Linked DNA regions of Homo sapiens: region 1 is linked to region 2. The links are chromatin loops, found by intact Hi-C in ENCODE. Cell type or tissue: PC-3. All regions are shown on one strand. Links, peaks and the distances in the headings refer to the core of each region. The heading gives the core; the rest is flanking DNA.

Evidence for each region. A loop is a pair of places that touch in the nucleus more often than their neighbours do. Peaks named below come from ENCODE experiments on the same cell type or tissue, not always from the same donor. Only the 100,000 strongest peaks of a DNase experiment are listed, where the experiment ranks them.
Region 1: it touches region 2 in a loop (2.0-fold over the local background); 5 of 110 quality-filtered maps call a loop at or near these places.

Annotation. Positions count from the first base shown.
Region 1 is chr3:106,629,071-106,638,892 of GRCh38, forward strand. LOC101929485 (a long non-coding RNA gene) reads right to left here and starts at 3,441. Exons shown (of 16, transcript XR_007095992.1): 1 at 2,747-3,441; 2 at 1,400-1,461. In PC-3, for the core only: no CTCF peak of the experiment used is centred there; no DNase peak of the experiment used is centred there.
Region 2 is chr3:106,723,270-106,733,091 of GRCh38, forward strand. The region is part of intron 1 of LOC105374029 (a long non-coding RNA gene); the gene reads right to left. Among named protein-coding and RNA genes, the nearest start is that of LINC00882, 510 kb to the right of the region's middle. In PC-3, for the core only: no CTCF peak of the experiment used is centred there; a DNase peak (open chromatin) is centred at 5,232; H3K4me3 peaks cover 809 bases; H3K27ac peaks cover 2,200 bases.

The DNA of each region.
Region 1 (9,822 bases), core at 1,040-9,039, 94 kb before region 2:
GTGTTTTTGTTTCACTAGGATAAAGGTTTAAATGAAAATATGTTCAAAGTTTTACTGCTGGCAATGGCAGAGGCACAGAGAAGAGGTGAGGCAATTAGCTGGGATTCCAGCATTTTCACATTTTCTTTAAATAGAATCAAATGTACTTGATTCTCAACAACTCTGAAAAAGAAAAGAATACATTTATACTGTAACAAAGAGAACCCTTCCAAAGTGTTTGTTGTCTGCTTAAGATACCAATTTATCCCACATCATGGTTGAAATTGTTCTCCTATTTTCAGGTTAGATATCTGTACTCCAAGAGCCCCTGTTGATGTGTATTGTATTATGTCATATGTGGGTAAAGAGGGAACGGGTCTCATGAAAACTTGCTGCTAGCTTAACACAAGCTGATCTCTCACTTTCTAATAGAAAACAGACCTAAAGAGAATGGGCTTACTATGAGACAAGCTTGGAAAGGGAGGAGAGGAAATGGGAAAGATCAGGAAGTGTTTGCACAGCAGGCAGATCAGGATGGGCCCCTCGGTGAGCACCCTTCCCTGAGACAGAACAGCTGGAACACATGCCAGGCACCCAGAGGGCAAGGATGAAGCTTCAGAAAGGGGAAGTGAAGAAGACTGAGACTAATTTTACCCACTTGATAATTTTGCTCACTGCCCCCTGTTGTGTAAACACCAGCTTTTGGTCACATACACATTATCTGCCCTTAGAAAGAAAACATCTAAAGATGTCTTGCTGCCCTAGGTGGCTCTTGACAGGAACTTGAGGAATCCCTGAGGAGAGGAGATATTTTTAAGAAAGAACGAGAACCCAATTGACTTTGCCATTGATGAACTTTGTACAGCTCTTTGTCAGAGGGGAGATGGAAGACAGATTCAGAATCTATACATGAAACAAGGTTGCTGGGGAAAACAGACTTCTAATGGTTTTCTGCCACCCCTTTTGTAAAGAAAAATATCTTTGAAGGGGAATAATTTCTCAACAATAGTATTATTGCCATCTAAGGAATTACAGCAGACAGAAGAGGACAAGTATGAAATATAACTGACCAGTCAACTGAAATAAGCTGAAATTCGAAAACAGGTACACTGGATAGCATTGTGTTTAAATTTAGTTTACTATACTTTTAATAAAATAGAACATTCGAAATGTGCTGTTCTCTAATTTTTCCTCAGGTGAGTTAGCCTTGCCTGTCCATGTGTACCTTGAAGTCAGGGGTTTATTTTCTCTTGGATCCATCTTAAATCTATCACGCTGGGCAGGAGATAGAGGGCCAGTGGAAAGAGGCTGATTATTTAACCATAAACACTGATGTCAAAGGTCAAGACCAATAACTATTTATGTGCATATGACACAATGTCATCTTTATACTTACATACCCACCATGACATCCACATACCTCTCAAATATGGAAGTAGGCTATGGTGGAATGTGACAAATGTCTTGTGGTCCTCCCTATTCCTGGAGGGAAAAAAAAACCCAAAAGACAAAAAGTAGCATTTCTTCTCCTCAAGTCTCACCTTGATTCTACCTTCAAACAATGCGACATTCAATTATGCTATTAGAAGAAGAGCATTTCCCCAAGAGTGAGAATGCAAGACTGGCAGAATATTTGCTTTGTAAATTGGGGGTTACCTGTTCAACCTTATATACCCATAGATTCTTGGTGACTATGTCACATGCTTCAGTCAAAAGTAGTTGCAGCATACACTTTAAAGGACATACATCATCATACTTCAGCCAAACAGCTTCTATATGACAGCTTATAATTTTCTGACTAAATATAAGATTACTAGGAACATGCAGATAAAAATAAAGAAGCAGAAAAAAAGATAGGTTGACAAAACTAAGGCAGATGAAGGAATTCTTGGCTGCAATATCATTCATAAATTATAAGAATGACTACAGAATGCCATTTCAAGGGGAGTATTCTTCCTTCCCCAGAATACACTTTCCTGGGTGTATTTACATGAGTTAGGATTACATTTTTCCTACACAGCTGAACCCATCCTGGAGATTAGACATATAAAACTATTTTGACCATTAAACATAAGTTAAATGTTTTTTCTTTCAGATACCTGTAAATATATTATTATAGATGGTAGCATTTTAATATACTTCCAGGATACATTTAGAGTTTTCTGAAACTATCAATATTGAAAGAAAGAACCAAAGCTTGAAATTTTGGAGTATTAGTCCTTATTGCCTTCAATATAAAGCCTAAAAGACATAGCATAATCTTTTTCCTGCTCTTCCATTCAACACTATATTTTACCGTATCAGTTTGTTTTGCTGCATAACACATAAACCCAAACTTTGTGACTTATGTAACAATCATTTATATTGCTCAGTTTGGTGATTTGGATGGGTTCAGATGGGTAATTTTTCTGGTCTCAACTGGGTTCACTTATACATCTATGACCAGGTGCCAGATTGGCTTGTAGCAGGTTGTTTGGGGATGGCCTCAGCCGGAATGGCCTTTGCGCCACATGGTTTTTCATTGTCGGGTAGCTCAACTCGTGCTTGTTCACATAGTGGCTGGGCAGGTTTCCAGGTGAGTGAAGAGAAGTATCAAGATCTTTTATGTCTATGTTCAGAACCGGCACCTTTCTTCTGCCACATTCTGTTGGCCGAGTAAGTTAAAAAATTACTTTTGATTCAAGGGGTAAATAGACTCAACCTCTTGATGGGAACATCTAAAAAGTCATATTATTAATTTCATGGATCTAGGGTGGGGAATACTTACATTCTTGTTGGCAGTTTTGCTTTCCGTGGTTTCAGTTACCTCACAGTCAACCTCAGTCTGAAAATAGTAAATGCAAAATTCCAGAAGTAAAGATTCGTCAGTTTTAAAGTGTGTGTGCTTTTTGAGTAGCATGATGAAATCTCTTGCCATCCCATTCTGCTCCCTTGGGGCATTTTTGCAAATAATTTACTACACACCCTAGATTCTCGATTATATACTTTTAATACTCTGAGTGGGTGATATTCTCCCTTACCTCTATGCCTTTACATATACGGTGACCTCTTCCGCATGTTTCACTGCTTCTATTCTCTAATGCCTTTCACGTATACATCAAGATTAGGCCAATATTACTTCTATTAGGAAGACTCCTCTGAACTCTGGACTAGATAGGTTCCCCTCCTCTGAGCTCTTGTAATCCTTAGTTTGTGCATCCTTACAAAAAGGTATTAAAATTTTTCTATCATTAAAATGCCTCCCATAGTTGAGAGAAGAATTAAGAGATTTTTAAAATTTATTTTCATAACACAAGGTCTCATAGATAGTATTCAATACATGTTTATTAACCAATAAGAATGTATTAGATATTCATACACAATTGCCAGCAGTAGTGAATCAGTATATGTTTTATAGGTATGAACTTTAAAGTTTCTCTCTCTCTCAGCCCAGCCTAAAAGATGTGAAATTTCATAAAATTAATCTAAATAGTCACTATTTAAAAAAAAATCAGAGCAACTGAACTGTTCTATCCAACAATTTCTTCTCCAAAAGATAAAATTGGATCCTTAATGTTATCAACTAATTCAGACACCGTAAGTTATACAGTGTGTTAAAAAAGTAATGCACCTGGCAATCAGTCCTGAAGGACTCCATTTGTCACCTCTCCATGAGGATTTCCTACAATTTACTGCTATCCTACATATTTTAGGCTACAATCAGTTTTGTAGCTAAGTTGGCACTTAGACTGAAGTCTAGCATTTTGTTCATTAACTTTTTCTATGATAGACTGTCAAAAGTCCCATCTGAACTCCTGTTAAATTACGTCTACTTCTGTACCCTAATATAATTACTTGGTCACTGCCATGGCAAACTATAAATTGTCTGATAAAACCTATTTTTCCTTTCAGTGACCTAAAATACAAGTTTCTATTTTTTACTTAAATGGGTCAAATTGCTTGTTTCTCATAAAGGATTTCAAAATTTTGGTTGTTTTAATTCAGGTACTTACCCTCTTAACTTTTATATATAATACAGATGCATAGTATACATGATTACACTATCTCTCTCCCCAAATAGCCTGACACTCATTTATTAGTGGTTCAATAGCTTCAATTAGAAACAAAAAAGTTTAATAAAATCATACTTCCTCTAAGTCTCAAAACAAGGAAAATACATTACATCATTACATCTGATGTATGAGATAAAAAATCAGTTTTCACTCTGATTTGATAAACTCTCACTGTAAATTTTTCTGAAAAGTACAATTTCAATGAGCAATGGAAGATTTGACATCCCACAAAAATATTTTTATAACTTCTCTTTTTATTTTTAGCCAATTTTTGTATTTTTAAAAATGTTTTAATTCTTATACATGTAGAAGTTAAAAGTACAGATTTCTTACATGCCTATATTACATAGTCATGAAGTCTGGGCTTTAGTGTTACTTGAACCTATTACTCGAACAGTGAACATTGTACCCAGTAGGTAATTCCTCAAGCCTCATTTTCCTCTCACCATCCCACCTTTTGGAGTCTCCAATGTCTATTATTCCACTCTGTATGATCCCATGTACCTGTTGTTTAGCACCAACTTATACTTGAGAATGTGGTATTTCACCTTCTGGTTTTGAGTTATTTTACTTAGGATAACAGTCTCCAGTTCCATCCATGTTGTGGCAAAATATATAATTTCATCTTTTTCATGACTGAATAGAATTCCTATACCTATCTATCTATGTTATCTATAGATATATATATATCTTCCTATATATATATCTTAAGATATATATATATCTTCCTATATATATATCTTAAGATATATATATATATCTTCCTATATATATATCTTAAGATATATATATATCTTCCTATATATATATCTTAAGATATATATATATCTTCCTATATATGTATCTTAAGATATATATATATCTTCCTATATATATATCTTAAGATATATATATATCTTCCTATATATATCTTAAGATATATATATATCTTCCTATATATATATCTTAAGATATATATATATATCTTCCTATATATATCTTAAGATATATATATATCTTCCTATATATATATCTTAAGATATATATTTTTCCTATATATATATCTCTTGAGATACTTCCTATATATATATCACATTTTCTTTATCTGATCCTGTTGATGAACACTAGTTTGATACTCTATTTTTGCTATTGTGAATAGTTATGCTTGACTAATTTTAGTATTTACTAATGACTTTTTAAATGTACTTTGACTTTAAATGTACTTTGTACTAATGACTTTTTAAGTACTGTTCCTTGATTTATTTATTGTTAAAATAGAACTTACAGATAAAAATCACCTAGGCATGTTATCTACTTCATAGGTTCGTCATAAGGGCTAAACACAACATAGGTAATGCACAAGCACATAACCTGGTACATCATGAGCATTCAATGAATGTTATCTATTGTTTTTAAAATTAGTTCCAACTTTATACAATAATTTCTCACAATAACTTTACAGCATTTTCCCTCTCATTTAATTTGAAATGACAGGATTACCTTCATGGAAGCCTTGTAAAACACTACTTATTTTACAATTCTTCATGACCTTCAATCCAGACATTTTTTTTTCCTTTGGATAAAATATTTCTTATTCTTAAATCTTTCCAGCTTTATATTCTAATGCCCTAGCATTTTTTAATCTCAAAGCTAATGTGAGTGGCAAGTTAGCCAAGTGGTACATTATAAAGATGGCATCAAATACTCTCCATATTCACAGAATTGGACTTTCCCATATTCACGAGGACTACAGGCCAGAGTTTAAGCTGGCTCCTGTTTCTCAGTCCTGAATTAGACCCACCTTGTACCATGATGACTGCTATTGCTTCCTGCAGATGGCTTTGAGCTGAAGGTTTCTTGACGCATAAGCGTTATCATGCTTTAAAACTATGTTTTAAGAGGAAAGTCTTTGGAATTTTATTAGGTTTAAAACTACAAACTTTTATGTGTTTAAAACTTGACATGGTTATTTGCAGCTATGTGACTCTGGGCAAGTTACACAACCTCTCAGAGTTCCTTTCTTCATTGGTAAAATGGAGAGGGCAAAGACAATGTTGTAGTGAGGAAGACATAATCCAGACTGAGTTAGATTGAAATGCAAATGAAATATTAGGAAGTAGATGAGGAAGTACAGACCACTATTTTAATCAATTAATTGAACAAAAGTATCAAAATGGACAAAATAGAAGAAAGTATGAAGCTGAATATGTTGGGAGTTTTTTGCATGTGTAATAGTGGTTTCTTTCTCTCACATGGCCAAGACTATGAGTATATGTATAATCTGCACACACGTAGCATTGTCCCCCCTTGTTGGCAGTTTTGCTTTCTGTGGTTTCAGTTACCTCACAGTCAACCTCAGTCTGAAAATATTAAATGCAAAATTCCAGAGTAAAGATTCGTAAGTTTTAAAGTGTGTGGTTTTTGAGTAGCATGATGAAATCTCTTGCCATCCCATTCTGCTCCCTTGGGGCATGAATCCTCCCTTTGCCAGTATACTCACGCTGTACACACTCCTGTCCATTTGTCACTTAAGAGTTGTCTAGGGAATCAGATCAACTGTCACACTATTGCAGTGCTTGTGTTCCAGAAACCCTTATTTTATTTAATAATGGCACAAAGTACAATAGTATTCATGCTGAGTATTTGGATATGCTCAAATGTAGCCAAAAAGTGATTCCTTTAAGTGAAAAGGTAAAAATTCTTGACTAAATAAGGAAAGGAAAAAATGTTTGCTGAAGTTGCTAAGATCTATGGTTAAAAACAAATCTCATATTCTTGAAATTGTCAAGAATGAAAAAGAAATTCATTTGAACTGTAAAAGTTACAGGCACAGTGAGTGATAAGTGCTTAGTTAAGATGGAAAAGGCCTTAAATTTTGGGATAGAAGGCATGAACAGAAACGTGTTGTAATTGATACAATCTGGCTCAGTACTATCTGATATTTCAGGCAACCACTGGGGGCCTTGCAGAATATATCCCGTGGATAAGGAGAGAATACTGCATGCATGAATGTACGTATAGTTAGAAGAGAGAAAATAAATAGAAAACAGAAAGTAGAAAATACAAAAGAGAAAGATTATACCTAGAGGGAAGAACAAATGGAATCAAGAGCAATAGTATAGGAATTAGTTCAGGGAGAAGAAATTCCTCTAGTGTAAGTATAGATAGACAGTCCTGAACTTTGAATGGTTCAATTCATAATTTTTCAATTTTACAGTGCTGCAAAAACTGTATGCATTCAGTAAAAGCCATACTTCAAGTATCCATACAACCATTCTGTTTTTCACTTCCAGTACAGTATTTAGTAAGTTACACGAGGTATTCAACACTTTATTATAAAATAAGCTTTGTGTTTTATGATTTTGCCAAATTGTAGGCTAATATAAGTGTTCTGAGCATGTTTAAGGTAAGCTAGGCAAAGCTATGATGTTCAGTAGATTAGGTGTATTAAATGCATTTTTGACTTACAATATTTTCAATTTAAAACAGGTTCATTGGAACATAACCTTATCATCAGTTGAGAAACATCTGTATTAGTTTGCGGGGACTACTGTAACAAATACCACAGACTGGGTGGTTTAAACAACAGAAATTTATCTTCTCTCAATTCTGGAGGCTGAGTTTGATATCAAGGTGTTGGAAGTGTTGGTTTCTTATGAGGTCTCTATCATTGGCTTGTTGGTGGCTATCTTCTCCTTCTGTCTTCATGTGGTCTTCCCTCTGTGCATGTCTGTGTCCTAATCTCCTCACTTATGAAGACACTAGTCATATTGAATGGGGGCCCACCCATATGACTTCATATTACTTTATCTTTTGAAAGACCTTATCTCCAAATGAGGTCCTATTCTGAGGTACTCTGGGTTGTGACTTCAACATATGAATTTTGTAGGGACACAATTCAGTCCGTGAAAAACTGTATAGGCTGAAAGGATGGTGGGGATGCAGAAAAGTTTATAGAGGAGAAGTAGAAAGGTGAGAAGTTTCTGCTTACTAATCTCCATCTTCTTTGTATTAAGAGCAGCTGTTGTCTGCGGAAGATGAGGTGAATTTGCAGACCGAGGAAAGTATAGGAGATTTTGAATTGCCCAGGCCTTTATACCTGCAATCCCTTCTTTCCAGAATGTTCATTCCCAGATGTACAATGGCTTGTTACACCAAATAATTTAAGTTTTTACTTAAATATTACCTCTTCAAGGAGGCCTTCCTGACTATTTTATCTAAAATGATCCCCTCAATCCTCCAAACCTTTAACCTGAAGCAGTTTTAATTTGGCATAGCAATGAATTCCCAAAATGATACAATCTGTTTACTTGGTTAAAAAATACAACATACTGGGATATATTCTATTTCGCCTTAATGTTTCTCTTAATGCAAGTTTCATGATGGGAGATCTATGTCTTATTTATTTCTGTATCAAATGGTGCCTAGGCTATTTTAGGAATGCAATAATTATTATTATAAGATAATCAACAAATCCATTGAGCTAAAAGATACTGAAGCTCTTAATGTTATCAAATTGTATGGTTGATCAACATCTTTTACCTACCTAAGTTTAATTAGAAAAAATCTGTAATTTCATCCTAATGAAGTATGTTCTTCCTGTTTTTCTTTCAACACTTAGAAACAGCTACAACAATTTTATTGTTCTATTAAGATTCTGACTACATGTGGGAGATTAGATAATTTTGGTATTTTTCATACCATTTATTAGCAAAAATAGACATTTATATGTATATAAAAGAAACTTTAAAGGGTGGGATTTAGCTCTAAAGGAGTATATCTGCAAAGCAAACCATTCTTCCTATATAAACACCCACACACATTCACACACATACACATAATGAAAGATTATAAAGAACACAGAAGACAAGCTTTCTTTGTATTGAAATCAAAATTAACTCTTAATACAGACCTTTGCATGAATTATAACTTTTCTGAGATAAAAGTTTAAAGTAAATGTTTTTAACATTGTAATAAATATCAGAGCTTGGTGGTGGTTTCATGAAAATGTAATATTACCTGTACACTTTCCTATATGTTTAAGATTTTTTTTTTTTTTTGAGATAGAGTTTTGCTCTGTTTCCCAGGCTGAAGTGCAACGGCATGATCTCGGCTCACTACAGCCTCTGCCTCCCGGGTTCAAGCAATTCTCCTGCCTCAGCCTCCTGAGTAGCTGGGATTACAGGCACCCGCCACCACACCCAGATAATTTTTGTGTTTTTAATAGAGACAAGGTTTCACCATGTTGGCCAGGCTGGTCTTGAACTCCTGACCTCAGGTGATCTGCCTGCTTCAGCCTCCCAAAGTGCTGGGATTACAGGCATGTGCCACCGTGCCCAGCCCAAAATATCTTTTTAGGACAAACAATTAAGTATATGATACTTTTAAGTTCTAGCTTCATGGGATGAACGAATTGGATTATATGTTAGAGATATGTCAATTTCTCAAGACCAATACCTGAAAAATTCAAAATATCCAGCCCACATTTGCTTCATTTAACTATAGTTGTGATATCCCAAAGAAAAAAAGAAAGCTCTTAAAAAATATTAAGACCAAGAATGATGACAACCCTGGCCATTCTTTAACATGACAGCCAACTTCTCTCATCCATTCCAAACACATCTTCCTACACACATGCACTCTAGTTTCCCCTACAGAGAACCATATTGCATGGCTAAACCAATAACAGGTCAGCTTCTGGTAGCATCCAATTCTAGTAAAGAACATGGGATTTTTGAGTCAAGAAATTCAACTTCCCCTGGCTAGCTATGTGACCTTAGTCACTTTTTTTAGTCTTTTTGTGCTTCAATTC
Region 2 (9,822 bases), core at 1,032-9,031:
GATAATCTAATAATATATTTCAGCTTTGATTTCCAACATTACCTGCTTGATTAATTATGTGGCTTCATTTGAGGATGTGGAATATTTGATGTTGAAAAATTAACAAGGGAGAGGGAAGAAAATGAAGACACCAGGGAGAAAAGGAAGGAAGTACGATAAATGTAAATTGGGCCTATATAAATTTATATTTAGAGATTCCAGAGGCTGACAGTCATTGATCATTCAAGAATTTAATCTCTGCCATATTAATTTTGAGGAGATACAAGTTTTGAGTATAGATTAGTTGATTACAAGAACATGCATAGTTCCCTAAAGCAGGTGTTAGCAAATTACAGCTCAGGAGCCAAATTCACTTTCATCCTGTTTTGGTAAACATAGTTTGATCAGAATACAGTCATACTTATTTATTTATGTATTAACTATGACTGTTTTTGTGCTACAATGACAGAATTGACTAGATCTGACAGAAATCCTATGACCCACAAAGCTTAGAATATCTGGATCTTTACAGAAAACGTTTGCAGACCCCTGCCCTAAAACCTTACTACTGTAAGTGTGGTCTGGAGGGAATAGCTTATGCACCACAAGAAAGATTATTAGAAATGCAAAATCTTGGGCTCCACTTCAAGCCTCTTCAATCAGAATCCGTACTTTAACCAGCTTGTCAAATGACGTAATGACACACACACGATCGAGTAGTACCATCTTAAAATAATTTCTTTTTGTTTACAAATACATAGAACATGGGTTCATAAGCGGACATAATGTTTGCCATTTTCTGGCATATATTTGTGAGGTGATATGGTTTGGCTGTGTCCCCACCCAAATCTTATCTTGAATTATAATTCCCGTAATCTCCCCGTATTGAGCAAGGGACCCAGTGGTCAGTGATTGAATCATGGATGTGGTTTCCCCCATGATGTTCTTGTGATAGTGAGTTCTCACCAGATCTGATGGTTTTATATGTGTTTGACAATTCCTCCTTCACACACACTCTCTACTGCTACCTTGCGAAGAAAGTACCTGCTTCCCCTTTGCCTTCTGCCATGATTGTAAGTTTCCTGAGTTCTTCCCAGCCATGTGGAACTGTGAGTCAATTAAACCTCTTTCCTTTAAAAATTACCCCATTTTAGGCAGTTCTTTATAGCAGTATGAAAATGGACTAATACATGAAGATTAGACCCTAATATTTTCTATGAGTTTTAAATCTTGGTCTTCATAAAAATTACTTTCCATAGTCCACAACCCAAACTTCTTTTTATTTTTTTGAGCTGGAGTCTCACTCTGTCACCTAGGCTGGAGTTCAGTGGCACGATCCTGGCTCACTGCAACCTCTGTCTCCTAGACTCAAGTGATTCTCCTGCCTCAGCTTCCCCAGTAGCTGGGATTACAGGCATGCACCACCATGTCTAGCTAATTTTTGTATTTTTAGCAGAGACAAGGTTTCACCATGTTGGCCAGGCTGGTCTCAAACTCCTGACTTCAGGTGATCTGCCCACCTCAGCCTTCCAAAGTGCTGGGATTACAAGCGTCAGCCACTGCGCCCAGCTCACAATCCAAACTTTTTATGTGGAGATTGTGTTGAGAGGTCAAAATGAAGGTTGAAATATCTATAGGAACAGAACATTCTGAAAATACATAAGTTAGAATCTCTGTGAGTGTTGGAAGAAGGTGTTCTTTAAATTGCCAACAGGCAATGAATGTACTAAAACTAGTGGTGGTTCACATTCAGAAACTGTCTAATTGAAACACTATTAAGCTACAATAATAATATTTTAAAAAACTGTTTATAGTTTTATAGTTGAATCAGTCTGAAGAGTTTCTTTATTCTCTTAATCAGAGAGAACTTGCATCTCATCAGCATAGGTACATGTTTAAAATGGAAAATACAGAAATATGCTTATTGGATGATGGAAGTATAGCTCTATTTAATAGATATTTCATATTTAGTATTTTATTATTAAGCTTAGTTCAGTATAAGTGCACATTTTCAATGTCATGAATACATGGCATGAATGATGTGAGAAGCAATTTGCATTTATATAGCACCTTTCAAAGGCTTAGGATAGCAAAGCAAAGCATAAATGCTTGTGTAACTCTGCAATTAAGAATTCACTTCTAATTACTCCTACTTAAATGTGCAGTCTCTTTTTAATCACAACATTTTTACACCTGTGGTTAAGTGCTCTGACAGAGCCTTAACCTTATCTCTAAAGCATGCAAATTGCATGACTGGATTTTGTAATGAAGGCTTAGTTTGCCAGTGGGGAAATGATCACAGACATGTAACACCAATAACAATATTAAAGACATAGCTAAATTTAAAAGTATCATTCTCTTGTATTATCTACTCATCCAGACCAAAACACACACACGGTAATGACTGTCCAGCTCCGGAGCATGCTTAAGATTCAGGCCCAGATGTACTTCTGCAGGAAGTTAAGAGATGAGATCTGTAAACCATGTTGTAAACGTGTGCTTGCCTGTAGTAAATCTTTAGCTACTGGAGCTACAATTGCTAACATGTGAGATTCCTAGTTCTCTTGTATAACCAAGGGACTAGTAAATAACATGGTGTTAAAAAAAATTGATATCCTACTACTAGGGGAAAGCACAATTCAGCTGCAACATATGGTTCTGGAAAGCTGCAGCCTTGTAAATGGAGCTGAGGAAAGAAAAGCAATTCTGGAAAGGTGGTTGTACCTAAAGAGAAGGCCCTGGTTACAGCCATCTACATAACTGACTGCAGTAAAGCTTGAAGCCCCATTTTCAAAAGCTGATTAGAATGAAGATTTATTGGGAACCTATGGTGATCTGGGGACCAGTGTAACACAAATAGACAAGGTTTTGTTCCCAAACCTTGAAAGGCTGCCAATATACAGCAGAATTGGGTATACGTAGAAGCAAACAAATTTCAAAAATCCATAGTCAATTGTGAAGAATTAGAAGTCAGAAGTTCTTGGATTTTTGTAAAGTATTTAATTGTGTGAAAAATAACTTTGAAATAGATCATCCATTTCAAAATCAGATACTGAGCCAGTCCGAAACAGCAAGTATTGTGTGCATCTCCAGTGATCAAAATAATAACAATAACAGCAATAACAATAATAATAATCAAGTAGGTGTGTACTTTCTGTACTCAGTACAGTACAGTACTTTCTGTACTCAGGAAGGTCATAGGATAGAGAAAAAGGGAGGAATAAGTAAACATAGTGATGTGTGCTTCCATAAAGCTTTTGCAGTGTGCTATGAGAGCAAACAGGAGATATTTAATTCTGTTCGCCTTTGGAAAAACTTCAGAGAGGCAAGGCAATTTCAAATACCAGTAGGATTCTGCCAGCCATAATATTGGTGAAGGAGGAGTGAATATCAAAGAGTAAGAACATTCTAATATGAGTATTCACACAAATTCTTTATGTGACCCTTGACTTTGACCCTTGACATTGCAGTTCTAGCATATTAATTAGGAGTACAACCTCAAAAGTCAAATTGTCTCTATTTACTTCTAACTGTGTTACTCTGAACAAATTACTTAACCTGCCTGAGTCTCAGTTTCTTTATCTATAATGGGGAAAGATAAAATATGCTTTAGAGAAATGTTGTGAGGACTTAACAATATTTAATGTAAAATAACTAGCATTTTGATGCACAACTAATATTCAGTAAATGTTAGCTGCTGTTTTTCTTTTTTTTTTTTTTAACTTTTGTTTCCTTTTAAGTAATGTTCCTTTTAAGTAATTTCCAATACATGGTGAAAGAAGCAGCAAAACAAAGCCTCCTTTGCTTTAGGAAGTCTGCCTGTTTCTAGCATTAGGAGCAAAAGGTAGTGGTGCTGCCGTTGGAGATAAATAAAATATAATATCAACCACCATCTTTAAACCCGCTTTATTTCCCACTCACATTTTTCATTATACATATCTAGTCTTTACAATAATCATATGAAGCAGGTAATGTTACTATTATTCCCATTTTACAAATGAGGAAACTAAAGCTTAAAGAGAACAATTCTCAAGTTAAAAGAGCCATTTTATGAAGTCATTATTAAAATTTGGGTGTTCTAGCCAACACCTAAATGTTCATTAAGAACACCTAAATTTTAAGGGTGCCAGTTCTTAATCACTTTTTTGAAATGTTCTTAGATAGACTTTGGTCCAAAATAATCATTCTTCACGAACTGAAGCATAAGGGGAACCTGGCTTCTGTGTCCAGCAGGGTGGGTGGTCTAGGAATTATGAAAGACTCCCCTAACTAAAATTCTAAAATACTCAGAAAAAAACATATTTTTAATGACACGGGAGAGTTTACAAAAAGTCAAGAATTATGTGAAAGCAGAAATTCTGGGAGATAAATGATCAACAATACCAATTTTCAACAAGGAAATCTCTATTGAATCTTGGAGACTTGGAGATACCATAGTAATGGTCAAATGGTGTAGGGGAAAAATGCTAAAGCCTAAAGCTAACCAAACCTGGGTGACTTAATAGATGACTTCCACACACAACTAAGACCTTCAAAGGTAATCAGAAAAGAAGTGAGAGGAGCCCACGTGCCATGGCTATGATATCTCTCCATAATCCACAGCACAAAGAGCCAGAATGGATGGAAAAAAACATCATGTTAGGATGGTAGTGAATTAAAGGCTGTTTTGCTAGTTTAACTTCATGCTGCCAACCAACGGAGCTGTAGATTCATGCAGTAGTGTTCCTTTATTTGCCTTCATCTAAAATTTTACTATATGAATACTAGATTGCAATTGTATGGAAAGTACCTTGGACTTCCAGTGTAGGCTTGTTGACTAAACGATAGTAATTTGGTAACAACAACAACAAAGTATCAGAAAGAAGAATCAGTCTCCAGTCTCACCTATCATTTCTCTGACCTATATTTGGAAATGCTCACTTGGACCCAATAATTTTGTTTCAGAACCGACATTCTTAATTCAAAGAAACTCTAGGAGTTAATATAAATTCTGAATCAAATTTGGGCTTTATGTTTCCTGAGTAGACAGCACCTTACCCTCACTGTAATGTTATCTCTCCATTTCATTTTTGTTAATTATATTGTACTTGAGTTTATGGCAGTTCCATTCTTCATATCCTTGTTCATAGCCCAAGTAGTCCAAATGTGTTGACTGAAGAATATCAGAGACATGAGTCAGAAAAATGTCTAAGGACAAAACAATTTGGAGGTAGACATGAATATTTCCACTAATGGAGATCAGCCAGGATGTCCACACAGAGTGACTAAGTACATGAAGGGAGATAGAGAAAGTAAGTAAGAGTTGGTCAGAAAATTCATGTTTTTCTTACAGACTAACAAGGCACAGACGTATCACTCGGGGAGTTAGAAACAATTACACATGACTCACGCCAAGCATTTTAAAGCCACAAAATTTTCACAAAAGTATTCTACTGTTTCTCTTTCCTTCTATTCATGCTCAAATATTCCCCCCTGCGTTTCACAAAAGTATTCTATTGTTTCTCTTTCCTTCTATTCACACTCAAATATTCCCCCCTGCGTGTCTACTCTTAAGCTGGCTGGTTATGGTAGGTTAGATTATTAAAGACTTTGAAAGCTAAGAAAAAGTGTTTATATATGAGACAGGCAAAAGACAGCCTTTGTAGATTTCTGAACAAAGGAATAGCATGAGGAATGTGGAACTAAGGGAACTTCAGAGTGGAAGGAATCTGTTAGATGAACTGGAATTCAAAATGGAAGTAAAAATTGTAATTCAGATCACATAGGGATTCTTAAATATTTTCTTATATCAAATAGATTGACTACTGGTTGTTATGAGGTAGAGATTTTGTGTTTAGTTCAATTTAACTAACACTGATATTGTGCTTTCTGTGGGTCTGAGTGTCTTGCTAGCAGTTTAAAACATGGAGACAGCCATTATTGAGCTTTGCTTTGGGTTTTATCAATTCAAAAACAAAATCAATAGACATATGTGTAGTTTTCTATGTATAACACCTTAGCCAAGAAATTTTGTAGAAATGTTTCATAAAACTTCTTTTCATCTGAAGTCGCTCAGATTCTCAGAATGGCAACTAGAAGGGTGAACAGAAAATAAATTGAGAGACAGTCAGATTATGAATCCACAGAAATTTACATGGCTAATAATTTTAAATTTTGAAGTCAGAAGGACATACATTGAACTTCTGGTTCTGTCATATTTTAGCTACAGAATTTTGCATTTCTCTTTGGTAAAATGGGGATAGTAAGGTGATTCACAAAAGGTTTTCTGGGTGCAGCAAACTAGAAACTTTTGTCAAAATTATCTAGAATAACATGTGGCCCAGAAAACTCTCAGTATGTATTCATTTACTTCCTTCCTCAATATTCAAAGAAAAGCTGGAAGCATAAATTGGAATTCCCAGACCTAATAGTCTTCCTTACAAGTTCACACATCAACAGCTGATCTAGCCACTATTTTATTTTCACCCACAGCCACCAGCTTCTTACATGCATAGACAATTCTCTTACTGTTTTGGCATGTTGCACAGCCCTTTGCTATTTTACAAATCACTTCGGTTCACCTAGAGCCAAACTTTTATCCACCTAAAGGATAAAAATCACTTTAAACAAAAAAAATAATATAAAACTGTATCTCCAGAGCCAGAGAGCCCAGACTAGTTGTCCACATTAATGCAAAGAGGAATCATTAAAGCTTACTGCAGGATAACATTGTAAGGAACCACTGCATATGTTCTTTTGCTTTATTCTGTTCTTGAAAATGGAATAAAATGAGACTTGCATTTAAAAAATCTCTCTCCATGTTAAAGTACCTTTCTGTGTTGTTATGTAGGTTTTTATAATATTAAATATTCTGTTTTTCCTCCCTTTTTTCTTATCTTTTCACCATGCATGCTGGCACATGGGTTCCAGTGTTTAGCAGACCTGATTCAAATCCTGTTTGGCCAACTGCTGTCTCCCCTGAGAGAGTTACCTCAGTTCTCTGAGGCTCAGTGTATTTATATGAAAATGGACAAAAATACGCTATGGCATAGTTGTGAAGATTAAGTGAGATAAAATATTAAAACATTTGCATAGTTGTCTGATATAGGTAAAAATGCTCAATAAATATTAGCAGCGATTCATAACTATTATTACCAGACATAGGGAATGGATGTAGTAACACCTATGTAAATTCACACAAAGTTTGAACTCCCTGCAGTTCTTTAAGGCATTATATTGATAGAACTCTGAGAATCTAAAGGTTCAAGTCCACTCAGAGTCCCGGAAATTTGGACCTAAAACTGAATATTTTACCTACGATTGAATGAATATTTAGACAAAAACTGAAAAGCCAGAGACATTATGATATATACATGGGAAAATACTGGTCAAGATAGTATAAAGAAAAGAGATATGAAGGCATAATCTTTAGTGGAAATAAACTGATTTGTTTCATGCACTCTTTAAAATATGTTATTCTGTACAGAATATAAGCAGTGTGATATCTGCTATAAAATGCTCACAGATATTTACAATCATACTTTCTAACTTATTGCAGAGCCAGCCAGTCTCAGGAAGGTGATAGGCCTGACACATACTGAGGTATGTTTCCTAAAATCCCCTCACAAAGAAAGATTTTAAAAATTGATACAGTTAAGGCATTTTTTATTAATAACAAAGATAACTTTCAGTGGAAAAGAGGGGCTTATCACCAAAACAAAAACTCCAGACTGAGGAGTTGGTGTAAAATCAGAAGTCTTGGGTTTTCAATTTTGTGTTTTCTGTTTATCTGGGCAACCTTAGACAAGTCACCCAACCTCTCTGAGCTTCAGTTCCTTCCCTGTCTTAACAGGTTACTGTGAGAAGCAGAATGAGATGATGAGGGTGAAAGGACTCTGTTAGTGTTTCTAACATCACTACTCCCTTGTATGCAATAAATACCTCCACCCAGTTACCATAGACATACATAAAGTGGCTTCTGCCCTATTCTAAGATTTCTTCTGATCCTCTTATTTTTAAATTTCTAGTATCTGCCCTTCTATATGGTCTTGCTTGACTTTGTACCTCTAATTCCCTGTTGTTTACCATGCCCCTATCTCATTCAACAGCAGACATCAAATGGCACACTACCAGGCTCAGACCCACAATCCCAGAAGAGATTGTGTTTAGAGGCTGACCTTTGGCTCCATCAACACTCTGCTAGCCAACACTTTGGCCGCAAGTTCACTCTGCTATCCACAGCTCTGGGGCACTTCTCTGGCTGTCTGTTAGTAACCACTAACCTAACCCAACCTCATTGGCCAGGTAAAAGCTATCGAAAATAAACTGAAAATTGCTATCTCTATATGTCCATGAGGTTTAATACAGGAAAGCTGATAGTCAAAAGTCAAGTTCAAATGCATTGGTCTCCACAGTGAAGAATGTCTTTAGCTGAATACAAGACTGGAGTCAACACCGACTGTCTCAGAGTTTTATCTCCCTTTCCTGCTGCAGTCTAAATCATTCCAGTTCACAGAACCCTCCACAGCACAGGGAATAGCATTTGGAATATACTTCTCCTGGGACTTAAGTCCTGACCCAAGGATATGTGCTCAAAAGGCACAGGTAGGAGGAGCGAGCAGCTTCCAGGTGGATTACTGATTCTTGAGAAGGAGCTCACATACTGGAAATGGTACAGATCATCCTGAGGACAGAATACTTGGCTGGATAACAGTGATACTGTCTATGCCACACTGCCTGTGGCTCATAAATTCCAGTAACATCAGGTTGGAAGGTAATGAAGAAAGCTCAGTTTAGCAAGAATATCCCTTCCAAAAGTATGTTAAAAGTCTCCGTTAAAAAAGAGGACATTAAAGATACAACTACAAAAGAGCACTCTGCATGCCTCCAGCGCTCTTCTTCAGGCTTGGATTGGGCATCCTCTTCAGGTAAAAGCAATCTTTCTCACCTCTCCAGGAAGTCCTGGGAACCACTAGAGTTACATCATGGACCCCAGCTAACCATTAACTTGTAAGATATTGATCAAGTCACTTCATCCTCTTGACTTCAGTTTGCCCTTTTGTAAAATGAAGAGTTTTCTTCGATCTAAACGTCTGTGATGATATTCAGCCTTAAGATAGCAATAAGAATTAAATTATTCTTTTCTTTCAAATTAATGATTTTATGTTTGGAGTGAATGAAGCTATTCTGCTGAAGAGAATTCAGCATCTCAGACTTTGAGTGCTCTGCAAAAGCATTTTATGGATCACTGACTCCCAAACTTTTCCCAAATCAGCATACTAAGAAATGAAACACACTCACATTAGTAGCAGTGGCTCACCATAGTATTCATGCATATGGGTTAGGTTGGTTAAGTATCAAATGTATGTGTAAGCTGAAATTCCCCAGGTAATTCCTATATGTTCTTTTCATGCTATATTGAGAATCACTCTCACAGACTGAATTTATTACAGAAACACATAGACTGCAAAAGTTTCAAAAGAAAAGAACTTCCAAGTGGCCAGTCTTTTACTGAAAGAATTAAAGATGAATCTATTCCAGGATGCTGACTTACATAGTTATTAGACAGCATCTGCACAGCAGACTAAGGTACAAATATAAATCCAAAGAAAGGAAAATGTGAATGTAGAAGGCTTTAATTGTTAAGCTTTGTTAGTTTTTTAATTAATTAGAAAGTTAATCATACTTGATTTAACAAATTCGTTAATACAGCAATGTGGGAGGAAAAAACTTAGCAGCCACCACCTATACTTTTCTTCAGTCCACTCTACCGAAGGTAATATTTACAGCATGGGATGTATATGTCTACATCATTCTCTATGTTCGCACAAGCATACGGATTTGGTTTCAACAAAAATTGGGTAA